Regions from separate parts of the Homo sapiens genome. Here region 2 is linked to region 1. The links are chromatin loops, found by intact Hi-C in ENCODE. Cell type or tissue: GM12878. All regions are shown on one strand. Each heading gives the region's core, and the rest is flanking DNA. Links, peaks and the distances in the headings are about the cores only. Region 1 holds the start of LOC105378308 (a long non-coding RNA gene). Region 2 has its middle 100 kb from the start of LINC02672.

The links. A loop is a pair of places that touch in the nucleus more often than their neighbours do. Peaks named below come from ENCODE experiments on the same cell type or tissue, not always from the same donor. Only the 100,000 strongest peaks of a DNase experiment are listed, where the experiment ranks them.
Region 2: a loop joins it to region 1, with 2.4 times the contacts of the local background. A loop is called at or near these places in 3 of 110 quality-filtered maps.

The regions. Positions count from the first base shown.
Region 1 is chr10:52,960,755-52,969,097 of GRCh38, forward strand. It overlaps LOC105378308 (a long non-coding RNA gene), which reads right to left and starts at 4,546. Exons shown (of 4, transcript XR_945968.3): 1 at 3,655-4,546. RefSeq lists enhancers at 3,765-4,290, 5,239-5,588, 5,341-5,865, 7,263-7,798. In GM12878, for the core only: a CTCF peak has its summit at 3,424; a DNase peak (open chromatin) is centred at 5,387; H3K27ac peaks cover 2,526 bases.
Region 2 is chr10:53,130,809-53,139,151 of GRCh38, forward strand. No RefSeq gene overlaps it. Among named protein-coding and RNA genes, the nearest start is that of LINC02672, 100 kb to the left of the region's middle. In GM12878, for the core only: no CTCF peak of the experiment used is centred there; a DNase peak (open chromatin) is centred at 4,643.

The DNA.
Region 1 (8,343 bases), core at 282-8,281:
CTCAGGAGAAGAAGCAAAATATTTGTTAATAGTCTTAAAGTCTACCACAGAAATCATATACACATTTTGGTATATTTTAAGAATGTGTATTTTCAGAGAATTTTGTGATTTAGGAAATTTTTTCTAGGTTCTTTATATTATCTCAATTTATGGCAGAAATATTTAGAATTTATCTAAAGAAGTATAAATGCACATGGACTGTAATAAACTTTTTTGACAAAGTAGCATCTGTGTAATGTCCAGACCTTCTAATCTGGATATCATTACCTTGTTATAGTTACTCATAAGGTTAATCTTCTTTTGATGACAAACTAATTCTTGACGGAAAGCTTTAACTTGGAACTTTAATGACCACAGATAATTAATTGAGAGTCATTAAACATAGAGTCTACTATGGAAACCATGCATAGTTTCTTGAATTAATTAATTTGATATAATCCTCAAATAATAACAGAAGTTAAGGCTAGTCTTGTTTAAAACTTCAAATCTTATAAATCCCAAATTGCAAATTCAAAATCCTCTCCTGACTGCAAATATTTCAGTGCTGTTATATAACTGTTCTCTGGGTATTAAGCTATTATACAATTGTTAAGTTTAGCCTAAAGCTCCTTCCTTGCATATTTTAAGTGTAGCATAAAGGCTTCTCTATAGGTAGTGAACCACAAACTAACTGGATGTGTTAACATACTGTACTCTACTCTTGTGCCAATCACTGACGTTCAGCCAATCAAGGATGGACAACTGTTCAAACCATGTTCAAATAAGGCAAACAAACACTGAGCTAGAACTGACCCAGCTGTCTCTACTCCTCAGTTCTGTCTTCTGTACACCACTTTCCTTTTTCTGTTTATAAATCTTCCTCCACGCAGCTGACCAAGCTGGAGTATCTGAATCTGCTGTGATTCTGGGGCCTGCCCAATTTACAAATCATTCTTTACTCAGTTAAACTCTGTTAGATTTAATTTGTCTGAAGGTTTTCTTTTAACACAGTTTTCCTAAAATTGATGCTGTTTTCCTATTGAAAAAAGCTTTAAATCTAGTTCAATGGTTCCTGAATTTGGTTGAACATTAGAATATCCAAAGTAACATACTAAACCTTTTTTATGGGTTTGTAGCTCAGGAAATGCCAGATGAGGGGATTTGGGAGGAAGCCTGAAATGTGTGTTACTCTGGAGATGATAATAAAATAATATCTTCCACTAAATATGTCAAATATTTTTGTAGATATACTAACTAATTATTGGGTGGTCACTCTTGTAAACAGAGAAAATGAAGCTCAGTCAGGTGGCAAGCACGGAGATTAGGAAAGTCAGAGTGAGACAGAGGTTATCCTTTGTTTTTACTAATAGTGTGATTTTGGACAAATTAGAGTTTTTTCTTTAAAGGTACATGACAGAAGTAAGTAATATATGTAATATATTTCTTGGCACACAGACTTTAAACAATATTGGCTTATATTGTGATTGTTCTTTCGGTTTATTATAGTTTTTGCAACTTTTGCTCCTGATATTATCTCAATTGAACTTTATGTAAGTTTTGACATTAAATTTAAGTTTCATAAATAGTAAAAGAAAGATGTCAGAATTATGAGTTCTTTTTCTTTTCTTTTTGAAAAATGTTCCAGGATACAAGAACCCTTTGGCTTCTGGGTTGATGTTAATTAAAATGAACTTTTTGGAAAGTTATTTTTCAGGTTATTTTGACATTATATTTCAAAATAGTTTGAGAGTTTTAGGGGGAAAATCTTTTAATATTGCGCCATTAAAAACATTTTCTATTTAATGTTTACCATTATAGTTTTGTTTTGTTTTTTTGAGGTGGAGTCCCACTCTGTCACCCAGGCTGGAGTTCAGTGGTGCAATCTTGAGTCACTGCAACCTCTGCCTCCCGTGTTCAAGTGATTCTCCTGCTTCAGCCTCCCGAGTAGCTGGGATTAAGGCATACACCACCATGCCCGGCTAATTTTTTTGTGTCTACTTTTAGTAGAGATGGGGTTTTGCCATGTTGGTCAGGCTGGTCTTGAAGTCCTGACCTCAGGTGATCCACCAGCGTGGGCCTCCCAAAGTGCTGAGATTACAGGCATGAGGCACAGCACCTGGCCAAAGGTGGCATTTTAAAAATCTTTTTTATTGTACATATTTAAAGTGTAAAATACGATGTTTTAATATACATATACTTAATGTAATGATTATTGCAGTAAAGCAACTAACATTTTCATTCCTTATACGGTTACCATTTTGTATGCTCATGGCAAAAGAACCTAAAATCTACTGTCTTAGCAAATTTTCAGTATATATTACAGTATCATTAATAATAGTAATCATTCTGCACATTAGCCCTTTTCATCCTGTGTAACTCCAACTTTCTAACTGTAAGGGGGAAGATAATTTCCTTTCCTTCCTTCTGAAGCATTGATAATTTGAGTCTATAAAGCAAACTGATAATAGACAGATTAGCAGAAAAAAAGCACACACATTTATCATGTGCACAAGAGTCCTGCAAAATATGAAAACTTAATGAAAGTGCCAGATGGCTCAAGGTTTTATACTGTCCTTAGGTCACAGAAAGAATAGGGGCTTGAAGCACTGCAGGACAGTTTATGGGAGGGAGAGAGAAGGAAAGGCATGGAGCAAAGGTGGTCTTGTTATACAGATGAAACTTGACAGGTAGCAGCTCTCAAAGAGTATGTGGTTGCCTATGGTACAAGTTTCTTTGTCAGACCCCTAGTCTCCTTTTCCTGTGAGATAATTATTCCAAGATCTAAGGAGAGGAGTGTTCATAAAAGGCCTGTTCGCCTCTGCTGTTTATTTCACTTTACTAATGTAAATTTCCTCTGCAGATACAAATCTGCCCCACAAATAGACAGCCTTTCAGCTATTCTTGTGTTTGCAACCCCTTTGAATAGCCATCTTGAAATATGCTGAGACATATACTTTGGGGTAAAATATTTTGTATTTTGTTCATAATTGTGCATTTTTTTAATATTAAGATAATTTATGCATTCCCTCATGGAGCCTATAAATGGGATGAGACAGTTGTAGAAGCTTGATGGTGTTTTATCAAATGTATTAAAAATTTACATGATTTTAAAAATATCTCTTGATAGATGGGGGAGAAAAATAAGTCTGTTTTTTTTGTCATTAGAAATGACATTCTTTAGGCTGGGCATGGTGACTCACACCTGTAATTCCAGCATTTTGGGAGGTCAAGGTGGGCAGATCACTTGTGCCCAGGAATTCAAGACCAGCCTGGGCAACATGGCAAAACCCTGTCTCTACAAAAAATACAAAAATAGCCAGGTGTGGTGGTGCGCACCTGCAGTCCCAGCTACTCAGGAGACTGAGGTGGGAGAATCACCTGAGTCTGGGAAGTTGAGGCTTCAGTGAGCCATGGTTGTGCCACTGCCATCTAGCCTGAGTGTGGCAGTCAGACCCTGTCATAACATAATATAACATCACATTATTTAGATAAGCTTCTTCAGACACTTATTTTACAGCTCAAGAAATGGAGGCCTAGAGCATTTAAGTCACTTGCCTAAACAAGAAAAGGTAAAGAAAATGGAAGGTAATGGGAGCATAATATCTAAGTCACTGAAATCAGGCATTTTTCTCAAATACTAATAGATTGGCTATAAAAGAAACCAAAATATTTTACCCCAAAATATTGTCATGAGATCCTTGGAGTATTGCTCTGCCAGCCCAAAACCTTTGTGACCCGTGGCATCTTCTGCATGAGTATTGCTTGCGCCCATTGGGCTTGTTCCGCCCACTCGGCCTGGCAGGCTGTGGTTGGCTTGTGCTGCTGGCCCAGATCCCATGCCTCCCAATGGCAAGCCAGGCACAGAACAGTGAGGGGTGTGTGCACAAGCTCAGGGTCCAGCCACTGTGCAAAGCCAGGTGTGCCAGCTGCAACAGGGTGGGCAGTTCCAGGCACCCGCACAGCTGCTGACAGAGGCTGCAGCTGAACCAGATGTACTACACGAGGCTTCCACTGTGGGCATCCACGTCTGGATGAGGGGAATGCAGTGGCACCCAGAAGCTTGGAGATGCCAGGAACGACAGAGCCACAAAGAGGATGTCACAGCCCTGTCTTGGGGAGCCCCTAGGTCTGAGGTCCCTTGAAGGGCAGCAGCTCTTCTCTCCTTCTCATTGCCCACAGTGTGTTGGGCCAGGGGGTTGAGGGCAAAGTTTCAGCCCTGTTTGTGTTACAGCCTTTTCAGTCACGCCATTCAGCAGGTCCCATGTTCTTGTCCTGCATCCAGGAAGAATGACGTACACAGACAACTGGAGAGTGAGTAAGGTGGAGAGAAGCTTCATTGAGCGACAGCTCTCAGGAGACCCAAAGTGGGTACCGCAGGCATGTCATCCCGAGTGTCCAGCTCTCAGCAGAGGAGACTGACAGTGGATAGCTCCTTTCCATAGGCAGGTTGTCCTGATGAGTCAAGGAGACCCGACATGGGTAGCTCCCTCCTGCTGCTGGTAGTCCTGGTGAGTCAAAGAGACCTGAAGTGGGTAGTTCTTTCCCGCATCTGGTGGTCCTCACATCTGTCTGAGTCTGACTCAGTCTGTTCTTTTTATGGGCTCAGAAGGGAGAAAGTGTGTGCTGATTGGTCCATGGGTAGCCATGGGTGGGCCCAGAAAAAGCACCATAATTTCTCAGTCCAGGTCACAGATTTCACCCAGAACTAGCAGTCCAGCCCACAGGCTTCAGGCTGGCCCTGGCTTGAAAGTGGGGTTTCACCAGGGACCCGCCCCTTTCCACCCAGGAACCTGTCTGCCTCCAGCTATAAACATGCCATTCATGGCACCCAGGCTGTTTGCACCAAGGGACACCTGCAGCCCCATGCAGAGCTGCCCTTAGTGCCCCCAGGCCTCCCTTCTGCACTAGTCAGTGACCAAAGTCCTGTGGGGGCCCAGGTGGCAAGGGGGGCTGCTGTGTCAGCACTGCCCTGAGCATGCACACACTCAGCAAGCTTGCAACAGTGCCCGGACTTGACCACAACTTTGCTCCAAAATCAAAGTGGACACTGGGAGCAGGGAGAGGCCGGGGAGTGGGAGCAGGCACTTTTGAGCTTGCAGGGGCTGGGGGGCTTCCTGGGCCCCGGAGAAAACAGGGATGCTGAGGTCTGGAGACATGGCTGGGTGGTTGTGGCTGGCGTGGGAGCATGGGGCTCCTGCCCTGTCAACTCGGTAAGGGGGCAGGGCTCCTGCCTCTTCCTGGCTCCCTCTGGACCCAGAGCACACGACCCAGCCGCAGCTCACTGGCTGCAGCCAGCCTCTTCACAGCAGCTCCTCCAGATAGGCTGCTGCTGCCATCAATATGGCTGAACGAAACTGGCAACTTCAGGTCTCTCGGATTACTTCCCCTTCTCTTAACCCTTTGTCTCTTTCAAAGCACAGAATGAGGCTGTTCTCTTCAGTTCCCTTTTCTACCTGGAAATCCCCCAGAACAAACACAATTGCCTTCCTTGTCCTCCCTGAAATCTCATTATCTATCTCAGACAACTGAGGAATACAACCACACCTGGATGGACCTGTTACAAGATAGTGCCTGCCTCTCAGGCTCATTCGAATTTCAAAGAGAATCATTTACAAGTTAATTTCTGTACCCTGGGCCTACTCATTGTCCCTAATAATCATTCACTGCTCCTCAAAGAGTTGTCTACATTCCCCATCTTCCATCCCCTATGAGGAAGGGTATATAAGCTTTTATACTCCATTTGCTTATTGGGTAATCATTATCTTACCCTGTGATTCTCCCCATGCAATGCACATTAAAATAAATTTTGTATGCCTTTTCCCCTATTAATTTGCCTTTTGTCAACTGGTTGTCAGCAAAACTGCAGAGGGGGACATGGATATTTTTCCTTGGTCCCTACCACTAACTTGCTAAAATTTGTTTTATCAGAAAGAATCTGAATATATGCAAATGAAATCTCATCAATGATTATGGGTGTTCACTAGTCTAAATATGATTGTTTACTATATAATATAGCTGCAATAGCATACTCATTTGAAATAAAATATTTAACATGTTGAAGTAGAATAGAACAATACTATAAAGTTAAATAATTTAATTTTCATAAGTGCAAGAGCTTGAGGAAAGCAGGCTTAATTGGAAATTATGGAAATTTTCTAAGATTTTGAAGAGATGTGGTGGTGAAAGATGCTGGCTTTCCTTTTAGCTGTCACTTCAAAATATATAGCTCCCTCTTACCTATCTGCAGATGTAGTACTAGATCTAACACTAAGAAGCCACAATTAAAGTCATAAAATGAACCAAAAGATGCTAGAGATGGACTGAGAGAGAAAGCTGAAATAGGGCAGAGAGAGGGAGAAAAGCAGAGGCAGGTGATTGATTTCCTGATGAAACTGATGAGAGGAAACCACAGGCAAGTCTTAAAGTGGGTGTAAGTCTGTGTGAGAAATGTTGATGAAAAAAGCCAAACTTTGTAAAATATTTAAAGAGGTTTATTCTGAGATAAATGTGAGTGACCACGGGCCAAGGCACAGTCTCAAGAGCTCCTGACACCATGTGCCCAAAATGGTTGGGTTACAGCTTGGTTTTATACATTTTAGAGAGATGTAATTCACCAATCAATACATGTGAGGTATATATTGGTTCAGCCCAGAAAGGTGGGACAACTCGAAGCACAGGTTCTGAGGTGCTTACAGGTCATAGGTAGATTCAAAGATTTCCTGACCTGCAATGGGTTGAGAGTTAAGTTATTACCTAAAGACCTGGAATCAATAGAAAGGAGTGTCTGTCAAAAGATAAGGCATTGTGGAGATCAAGGTTCTTATTACATAGATGAAGTCTCATAGAGGACCAACCTTAGAGACAATAGATGATCTATTTAGACCTTTAAGAGGTGCCATACTCTCAGTTAGTCTCTTCACAGTTGGGAAGGCCTGGAATGGGAGAGATCTATTTACGTTAATATAGATTCTTTACAGATGCATATTTCCCCCCACAGAAGACAGTTTTGCAGGACCATTTGAAAATATGGCAAATAAACATATTTGAGGTAAAATATTTTGATTTCCTTCTTTATGTGTCATGTGATGTCAGACTAGAGTCAGGTTGGAATTAGATATCTTATTGATACAAAGAGTCTGTTTTGTCAGTCTTAAGATCTCTGTTTTAATGTTAATGCTGATCAGTTGCACCTGAACTCCAAAAGGAAGCGAGTAGAAAGAAGCATGTCTGACCCTCTCTTTTCTGTCATGGCCTGACCTACCTTTTCAGGTTTCCTTGGGTTTGCTTGGCTCAGAGTGAGATCCATTCAGTCAGTTGAGGGGCTTAAAATTTTATTTTTGATTTACGGAAGTGTTTCCAGAGACAGATCAATTAGTCATGAAAGATCAAAAGGGAGTTTATGAATAAGTAATTCAAAATAAAAGCTATTGGAAATTTAAACTATTTTGAGCCTTAAAGGAATGTGATTATGGGCCCTTAGTCATGTGACAGGCAGCTGTAACCTTTGTTCCTCTGATTGTAGATTAGCCTTTTGTTTATCTACATTGTTTTGCAAAATGTTGTAAAAGACTAAAGGGTGCCAGAGAAGACCCCCTTCCCTTTCCACTGTTGATTTTCATTATAGATTAACTTCCTTTTTTTTCTTTTATACAAAGGCCTCAAAACTATCACATCACATTGTCTATGATGGAATGTTAAATATATTCTTAAATTGGAAAAGGAAAACAACTGTAACTAACCAAACTGCTGTAACTCATAAACCAGCCTTTTGTGAAAAATGTTGTAATCTTGTCATTGATTTGTTTTCTGCCTATATAAGCATGAATTGTCAGCTTTGGAGCACTTACCTTGTTTCTTTGGAGTCTGCGTTAGTCGAGTGGCTATTCTCAGCTTTGCAATTGAATAAACTCTTTTAAAATGGATTATGATTATTTTTATTATTTCAGGTTGAAAGGAAGAAGCAAAAATATCAGGCTAGATGAATTCCTAACAGGAAACAATATCTGGGTATTGAAAGAAGTGCAGTTGAAGAAACATATGGATGGCTGTGAGTTGTGTGTGTACCCGGAGTTTGCTAGGTCAGGAGTTTATTTCTCAATGAACATATGTACAGGGGTTTAATGGTTCTGGTCTATCTTTTAGAATATAACTGATTAGTTATTTATTTTGTCCTAGAAATATCTACATATGTTTTAATCTTGGAAGAGACCTAAAATATTTTTAGTGATAAACAAATACTTTTGCTGCTAAAAGTGCAAAAATCACACACTCTGGCTTTCCTGTTCATGCTTTTTCACTTTTTCATCTTTTGTTTTAGAATCAGGAGTTAGATGTGCAGGTTTGTTACAAAGATATATTGTGTGA
Region 2 (8,343 bases), core at 219-8,218, 170 kb after region 1:
AGCTGATTTGCTTTGCTGGATGTATGTAGCTATAGATTATTACTTTTATAATAAAATGATGCTTTCATTACACTTGTATTTCAGTGCTATCAGAGCCTACTCATCTGACTGTGAGAATGCTGAAAGGTAGAATTCATATATCAATGACACATTCTGTTCCAAATTACACAAATACGTTATTACACAGAAAAGCAAAATGGTTTCGTTAGCAAGATGGGACTATAACCTCTGTGTTTTTTAATGTTTTCAGTAATTTGGTCATTTCTGAAAGCTCCTCCAGACACATTCTAGATCCCATGAACACAATGGCAAGTGCCATGGTGGGTACCCTAGACCTGCTCATTCTAAGTAAATTCTGGTATGTCATACTTTGACTACAGGAAGCAGTTGGCTTTCAAATTCCCCCTTATACCTTATTGCTTTTCATCTTGCTCTAATAGTTGTAAAATATATTATGTTCATCTCCATAAGAATATAATTGAGACTACCATCTTACTATTTAAGGAGACCTAGGAATTTAAAATGGTTTTATCTAGAAATTCAAAGAATCAAGCTCAGGTACAATGTCAGACTCAGGTAAAATAAACTGTTTTTTAGTGGCTTATCATAATTCGGCTACAGACTTGACATTTATTCTAGTTGCTTTTAATGTTGACCTTTCTAAAATTCATGTTCTAGCTGTGCTAATGGATGTTTCAAAACATATGAGTACAGCTCAGGGAAGCTGATGGACTTTATTTCTTAAAGGTGTTACAGTCTCTTTTGACTTAAAAAAAAAGTTTTAAAAGAGAAGTCTGACCTTTTCCTCCTTCTTCAGGTGGAATTCCTAATTTTTCCTAATTCTTCAGGTAGAATGCTGTGTCTGAGAAAGTGTGTGTGTGTGTGTGTGTGTGTGTGTGTGTGTGTGTGCATTAGTGCATAGGCTAAAATGTGGCAGGGAAAGAAGCCAAAATGACATAGCTGCTTTTATCAAAAGATATAAAATGATCTTTTATAGCTTGTTGTTCTTATATGCCCTTACAGTTTATATTGTGTTAAAATCATATTAAAGATGTATATTATATACATATATTTATTTTATGTATGTATACATACATAATTATATATATACACACACACACACTTCACCTAGTATATATCGCCTAGTAAATGCCAAAATGAAAAGTTCAGGCTGTCTTAAATAACAATGAAGCCAGGGATCTCACTGCTGTCCATAGCTCATCAGGAGGTCAGGCACTGTAAACTGCGCCTCCAGAAGTAGGTGATATTTTCAAAACTGTGTGCTTCCATTGATAACAGCTCCTTTGAAAAATAAGCAACATATTCATAAAAGTAAATGTAGAAACTAACAAGACAGATATTTTACTCATTTCATAACTACAGAAAAAGTTTGAATTTTACATGCCAATGCTCCATTTATTGAAGTAGGAAACTGGAAGCATGTCTATTGTAAAAAACCGTTGTAGAGCTTTTAAAAAAGAGGAACTTATACTACTATAGTATAACATGATACATAACTAGCAAATGCTCCTTTTCATAGACTTATTTTTATTTTGCTATGAAAACTTCTTTATGCATAACAATAACTTACATTTTTTGACTACTTGGCGTGCTGTCCATGTATTTTCTCATGTAAAATTTCAATAGAAGCTTCATTTTACAAATGAGGGAACTAAGAAACAGGGAGAATAGTAAGTTTTCCAAAGTCACGTGGCTGATAATTAAAAAAACAATTTTCAGCATACCTGCTGATCTAGAGCCCTATGTCTAACTGCTACTATGTATGAGGCTTCTGTGGGGAATAGAGTGTGTCTTACTAAACACTTTTTGATCAATCACTCAAAGTTTAAAAAACAAAGAAACAGCTCATTTTTAAAAAATACCCCAGATAGAAATATTTTAACCACATTTAGATATACAGTAGGAGTCTAAAGAATGGATTAGAATCAAATGCTTTTCTGGTCTAATTAAATAACAGCATTATGAAAGAAAAGCTGGGCTTTCCTTAAGTATGTACTTAAGAGCACATAGTTGTTCATAATCAGCTTAGTTATCATCAAGATGGAAACTTAACTATTATGTTATTAGGCATAATTTAGTGGTTTGAATTTTCCTTCCTATAATCATTTTGTAAAACAGTCTGCCAAAGTGCAAATTGCTTTGTTTTGCTGGTAGGCAATTTGGGGCTAAAGGAAGCTCCTTAATATGCCAAACGTTGGCATGTTGGTCAGCTCTTTAGTTGGTGAATAAATGATGAAATTGTAGGGAACATTTTTATGTTTAATTTGAATGCAAATTTTACTAATCTAACTCTCTGGCTTGTAAAATGTTTTTGAATTTGTTGGGTAGGTTTCCATGCATGTGGCTCCATTTGCACACAGCTATGCATTTCATTTACTTTTGATCCGTTCTCTTCTAGCTAAATATTTTGAAGCTTGTCTCTTGATGGAAGTTAGGGAGAAATGAAACTTGAAGAACAGCAACATTGTTTGGTGAGCTTAAATTTAGATGACATCTTCTGATTAGATAATGAGGTCAGGGACCCACCAGTGGAATCTTGACTTGGGGGTGACATGACTGTGTCACTCTAGAGATAGAGTGTGGGGAAATAATTTGCTTTTTCTGAGTTTCATCTTCTTTACCATCAGTTGGAGTGTGATGAGATTGATGTGAATGAAGTGATATCTAAAGTTCCATTATACTGCAGTTCTGTTATTTTTATGTGGTTCTACCTTCTAAAGTTATTTTCCTTTTTTAAAAAGTGAGATTTGAGATTCTGCATCTATACAGTTTACCTATGAAACTGAGTAAGGATTCCTTCATCAGTTTGACTCTTTTTGGTGCCCAGGAAAATAAGATAGATGGTAAACCAGTAAATATCTTGTTTGCTGCAATAACTTGCTAAAAATCAATGTATACAGGAAATAGGCTGCTCAAATACTTCTCTTTTTCAAGACAATAGCTGTTCATTTGGGCAAGCAGCCTCTTTCTTAGAGCAATAAATTGCTCTAATAGGCAAACTGTTTGATTATCAAGGAGTTGTCTTTCTTTTTAAGACTTACCAATATCCTCACCTCACTGTGTTAACTAATCCCAAACTATTGTATCACGATTTTGCCAAATCCCAATCAGATATCCATTGACAAGCCAACTTAAACCACTATAGGTTAATCCTCAAACCCTATAAATATTTGTCCCCTAACCCCTATTCCTTTTGAAATCTAAGACTCTGTTTAGGTGGTATTGTTATTTACTGTAGTAGGTATTAAACCCAACTTCACATGATTATCAGATGTTTTTGTGGTCTCCTTGGAAGTTGGCAGTCAAAATTATTACCGTTTCTATTTTACAGATAAGTTATTTGATGCGGAAGAGTTAATGACTTGCTCATGAAAGCACAAACGATCAGGACAATGCTTGTACAAACACTGGGTTTCCTGATTCTTATCTCACTGTTTTTGGGGCATTTAGTAGCATTATGAACAACATTTCTTTATGGCTTTTAGTAGTTCAACAGTAAAATCATGACTTAGATGGAAAATTTGAGATAACTGATTTTATATTGAGGCTAAAAAAATAGTATCACGCTCTGTTGAGGTGCTAAAACTCATGCCAGTTCTGTTAGTCAACACAAAGTCACCCAGTTGATACTTTAACCATCACCTACACAGCACTGTTCTAAATGCTTTATAAATATGATCTTATTTAATTTTCATAAATGACAATGAGGTATATCCTGTAATTGTTCTAACTTCACTGTTGACAAAACTGAGAGATGCAGTACCACAGCTAATACAGAACAATCTCCAAATTTCTAATCAAGCCATCTAGGCCCAGAGTCTATGCTTTTAATCATTACTCTGTGCTGCCTAGTCTAATCATAGATCATATAAAACTTTTCATTGAAAAGTTCCAGACCCTAAAATTGTGTTTTTCTGTCTTCTTATTATTTATAGGAAGGTGATTTAAATTGCAGGAGGGTTTCATAGTGAACTCCATGATGTCAAAGATAATACTTACTTCAAAAATATTATCTATGTAGGTGCCAGAATTTCTACTGTTAATTTTTCCTTGGTATTATGGCTTTCCAAAATGTTAACATGAATGAGTTTATGAGATAAACTTGCTTCATGTAGTACAGACAACAAAGTATTTATAGGGAAAGTAATCTAGAAAAAAAAAAAGGAAAACTGTAAGAAAAGTAAGGTTTACCTCCTGCATCACATTCATGAGGGTTTTCTCCTTCTTTGACAAATTCTTTATCTTGAACATTTCCCGTTGACTAGACCTTTTCCCCTCTTTTCAAAACTGAGGGTGTGAGCTTTCAAATCAGGCAGGTGGAACCAAAGAATGTATTAATGGCCCAATCCCACATTTCTCCTTCTGGCTTACAGGGAAATGAAACAAGCCTATGGAGAAGTGGTAGTGAGCTGCCTCATCTTCCCACTCTGAATCTGTTTGGCTGCAATCAGTCTACTCACTGGGCATATTTCTGGATCAATTTTAGAACATATTCAAACACTGTTCAGCAGAGAGGTCTTCTACAAGTCCTACTTTCCCTGTGTCTCATTTATTCTATAGTGTCATTAGTAAATGTTTAACCTGGCTGTGGTATTTACTGAGGCCGCCTGTGGTCAAAAGAACAAGAGAGAAGTTGCTGAAGATAGTGATGATTCTGGACAAGTTAATTTGTCTCCAACCTGCTCATATTTTAGGGTTTGTGAAGCTATCTTATCATATATTTTTGTAACATATATGCTCTTTTGTTTTTGTTGCTTTTATTTGTTTTGTTTTCTTTTGCAACTTTAGTTCTGTTTTTATGGGGGAGGGGGTTGGAGAGATAAACCAAACTTGCCTGCCTTTTATCCAGTCCCCCAAAAGTATTCAGTAGACCTTGTAATGTGTGCATCAGGCTATAGTTTTCTATTAGCCTTTCCCTTGCCCTGCACAACACAGAGCCAATCAAGAGGTGCAACCCCACATCTTGTGAGCCTCCATCCCTCGACAATACTCCAGCCACACTAGTCTTTTGGTTTGTTGAACATGCTAAATTCTCTATTATGTCAGGGCCTCTCCTCATGTTTTTCCATACTTTTTTTTTTTACTTTTTTCCCCCTAACCCTTCACATGATGATGGTCTCTCAGTCATTTCCCTGGGTGTTTGCTTTCCATTGCAAGAGGCTCTTCGCCATTACCAGAAATCTGTGGGCACCAAACCACAAACACATCCAACAAGATGAGATTTGTCTTACTGCAACTTTAGAAACCACCGAAAACTTATCTAGAAGAGAACCTTTAGTTTCAAATACCACCTGACAACTTTATCCTAGAAGGTAAAATGAAGGATCCAAGACTGACTGAGTAAAGACCACAGCAAAGTCTTTAAGAAATTGCATGAAGCACAGGAAACATAATAGGAATACTGGCAAAAATTGGGCAACTGCTAAACTTACACTTACTGTAGGAGGGCAAAGATCCTTACTTTGTTTACAGTTGTAGTTTGGCAATGCCTAGCATAAAAGCCCTCCTTCACTTTATCATACCTTATGTCCCATGAACTTTTCATATAGTTCCCTAGGATATATATAAAAGCCTAGTAAATATATAGGTAAAAACTTATGGATTTGTACATCTCTGGGAGTTGTGGGGATTATGAATAAAATAATCATTCCTCCTTAATGGTAAATATGATGTGAAAAATTCTAAAACCTTAAAACTGAATTAATAATGTACAGTTTTTACTTTTCGAATGCTTGTCTCCTTTCAGTTATAATACTCTATTTACAGTGACTTATCATATTTTAATAATGTCCAGTATATTTAAATCTCAAAATTTATATTTTACCTTGTTTTCTCTTACTGTTTCTGCTTTCAGAATGTGAACACTTGTTGAAATTAAACTAGAGGCTTATTTACTTGTCAGTAGGAAGGCCTCCTAGCTGAATTGGTTCAAAACAATTTCTGGAAAGGTAGGTGGGTGCAGAAGTGGGATCTTGAGTTCTACTCTTGGAATCCACAGAACAGTTGTGTAAAGAAGTGAGGTGAAGTCACTCAGCTTCTGGCTGGTGCATACTCTCGTCATGTCTTCCCGCATGTAGATATTTCAGTAAATGGCAGAAACCATGTTTCAAAGTATTAATAGTCCACAACCTAATTTTCATCATATTGGCTGGCTTCTTCTCATTCTTCAGGTTTTAGTCCATTCTTCAGGTTCTTCCTCAGCAAGATCTTCCCTTACCTAACTTCATTCCAAAATATTTGTTGCCAAATAATCAATTAATTTATTCATTATAGCTTTATTCATTTGTAGTTTATCTACTATACTATATCATCCAGGAGAGCAAAAGTCTGGTTTTTTTTTTCTGTTTCATTATATCTCTAGCACTGATACTAGGGAAGCTGAATAAATTATTAGGAGAACACCAAATGTAAGCCTTGATATTTTTAGCCCAAATCTGACATCCAGCTTCAGCTTCAAATTCACCCTTAATATATACAACTTTTATTGGTCAAATATACCTCCATAAAGCTGGAAAGAAAAATGAGAAATTCAGCCTTAGGCTGAGGAAGGCTGAAGAGCTAAATGACAAACCTTCTGTATCATTTTTCACATCCTTAAATTTGTTCAAGATAATGATAGTTTGATCATGTAGATTAACATGCTACTTAATTGGCATTATTTAGACAGTGACAAATAGGCCATTTTTATGTCAGTTGCTGTTTTCAGGAAATACATTCTTTATTTTGAGAAATTAATATCTTTGGATGACATATCACATTGCCTGAGCACCTAGGGGCCATTCTTTTATACTTCTCTGGATATTTAATTACTTCAGTTCATGTAAAGTTTTTCTACCAATTTTTACCTCACAATCTTCAGTGTCCTGCTTATAGTTGGAGTACAAATATGAATTATTCTCCATTTGCCTCTGAATTCCAGCAAGCTGATTTATACATATTTGGATACATTAAGTTTGGGCTGGGGTTCAGGAATATGCCTTTTTAATATGCACCACACAGTGGCTTCTCATGAAGAACTTTTGGGTGATGACTGGCTGCTGTTAATACTTATCTGACTTTTTTTAATTTTTAAAGTATTAATTTTATTCATCTAGAGAGGGGTCCTATTATCAACAATAAGTCTCAGTCACCAGTTATTCCATTTGCTCAAAAACAATCACAGGAAAAGTTTCTTGTGTGGAGCCTCAATTCAGGAAAGGCCAGGTTTTCAAACAAGGGCAAATGTGTGTTTGAACTGGCAATCTGAGTTGTTTTCATGGATCCAACCTGAACGGATAATAGCAATATGATTATGATTATCATAATAGGTTGGCAATCATCCTCGATGTGTAAGCTATGTGGGAGGCCATAGTTTCATAATTCAGGAAGAAATAGGGTTTGTGATCAGATTGAGTGGGATAAAACATGTTATACACGACTGCAAATAGGCAATTGATTTCAGAGGCAATTGGTACTACAACCTGCAGATGGTTATTATTCCAGGGCAAGAACTGCCTGCCTTCTGCCATGGATTTAAGCAGCCATGAACATATGGCTAAAGACAACTAGTTCCCATTGTTCCCCTGACAAGACACAGTGCTGAGTAGAGATAATTGCCCTGGAAGTCTAGTTCCTTTGCAGGTTTTTTGTGGTTAAGACTGATCATTAATGACATTGCCCAAATTATCTCCAGCTTCTACTCTTGCCTCCTCAGTATTGCATCTTATATTGAATAAGTCAATGCCTAATGACTGTACTATTATTCGTTTTCAAGAAGTTGAACCAAAAATACTTTGCCATTAATAATTAATAATGTTTCCTGCCAACTACTTTCTTATTTGGCTTAGTTTCAAATTCACTAAAAACTGCCACTTCTCTGAATTCATAGCTCTAAATTTTATGAAAAACATGTTTGAAAATTGTTACCAGCTTAGCCTTACATCAAAAAAACAAAAATTATCTATATGAAAATGAGTCACTAATGAGTATGGAAGTCTGGAAAAATAGTAGGACAGAAAACTGAGAACCATAAATGTGTAGAAAGTAGGTCTGGATAAATTCTAAATTTTTTTTCCGTTCATACATTCTATAATACTGTGATTGTAGGACTTGATTGCTTTCTGTTTTGCTTGTTAGTAACCTAAATTTTCGTATCATATCATATGCTTATCAAAGCAGGCCTAAGTAAAATTTCTTTGTTATTGTAACGCCAAAGGTTCTTGCCTTAGCCACGCCAAAGATTTGGTGTGGCGGCAGCCCTCGTTGAGAGAGACACGGATCGGACCGAGAGAAAAAAATGCTGTAGGCTTTATTGAGCAGAGTGACAGTACAAAGCTTCCACAG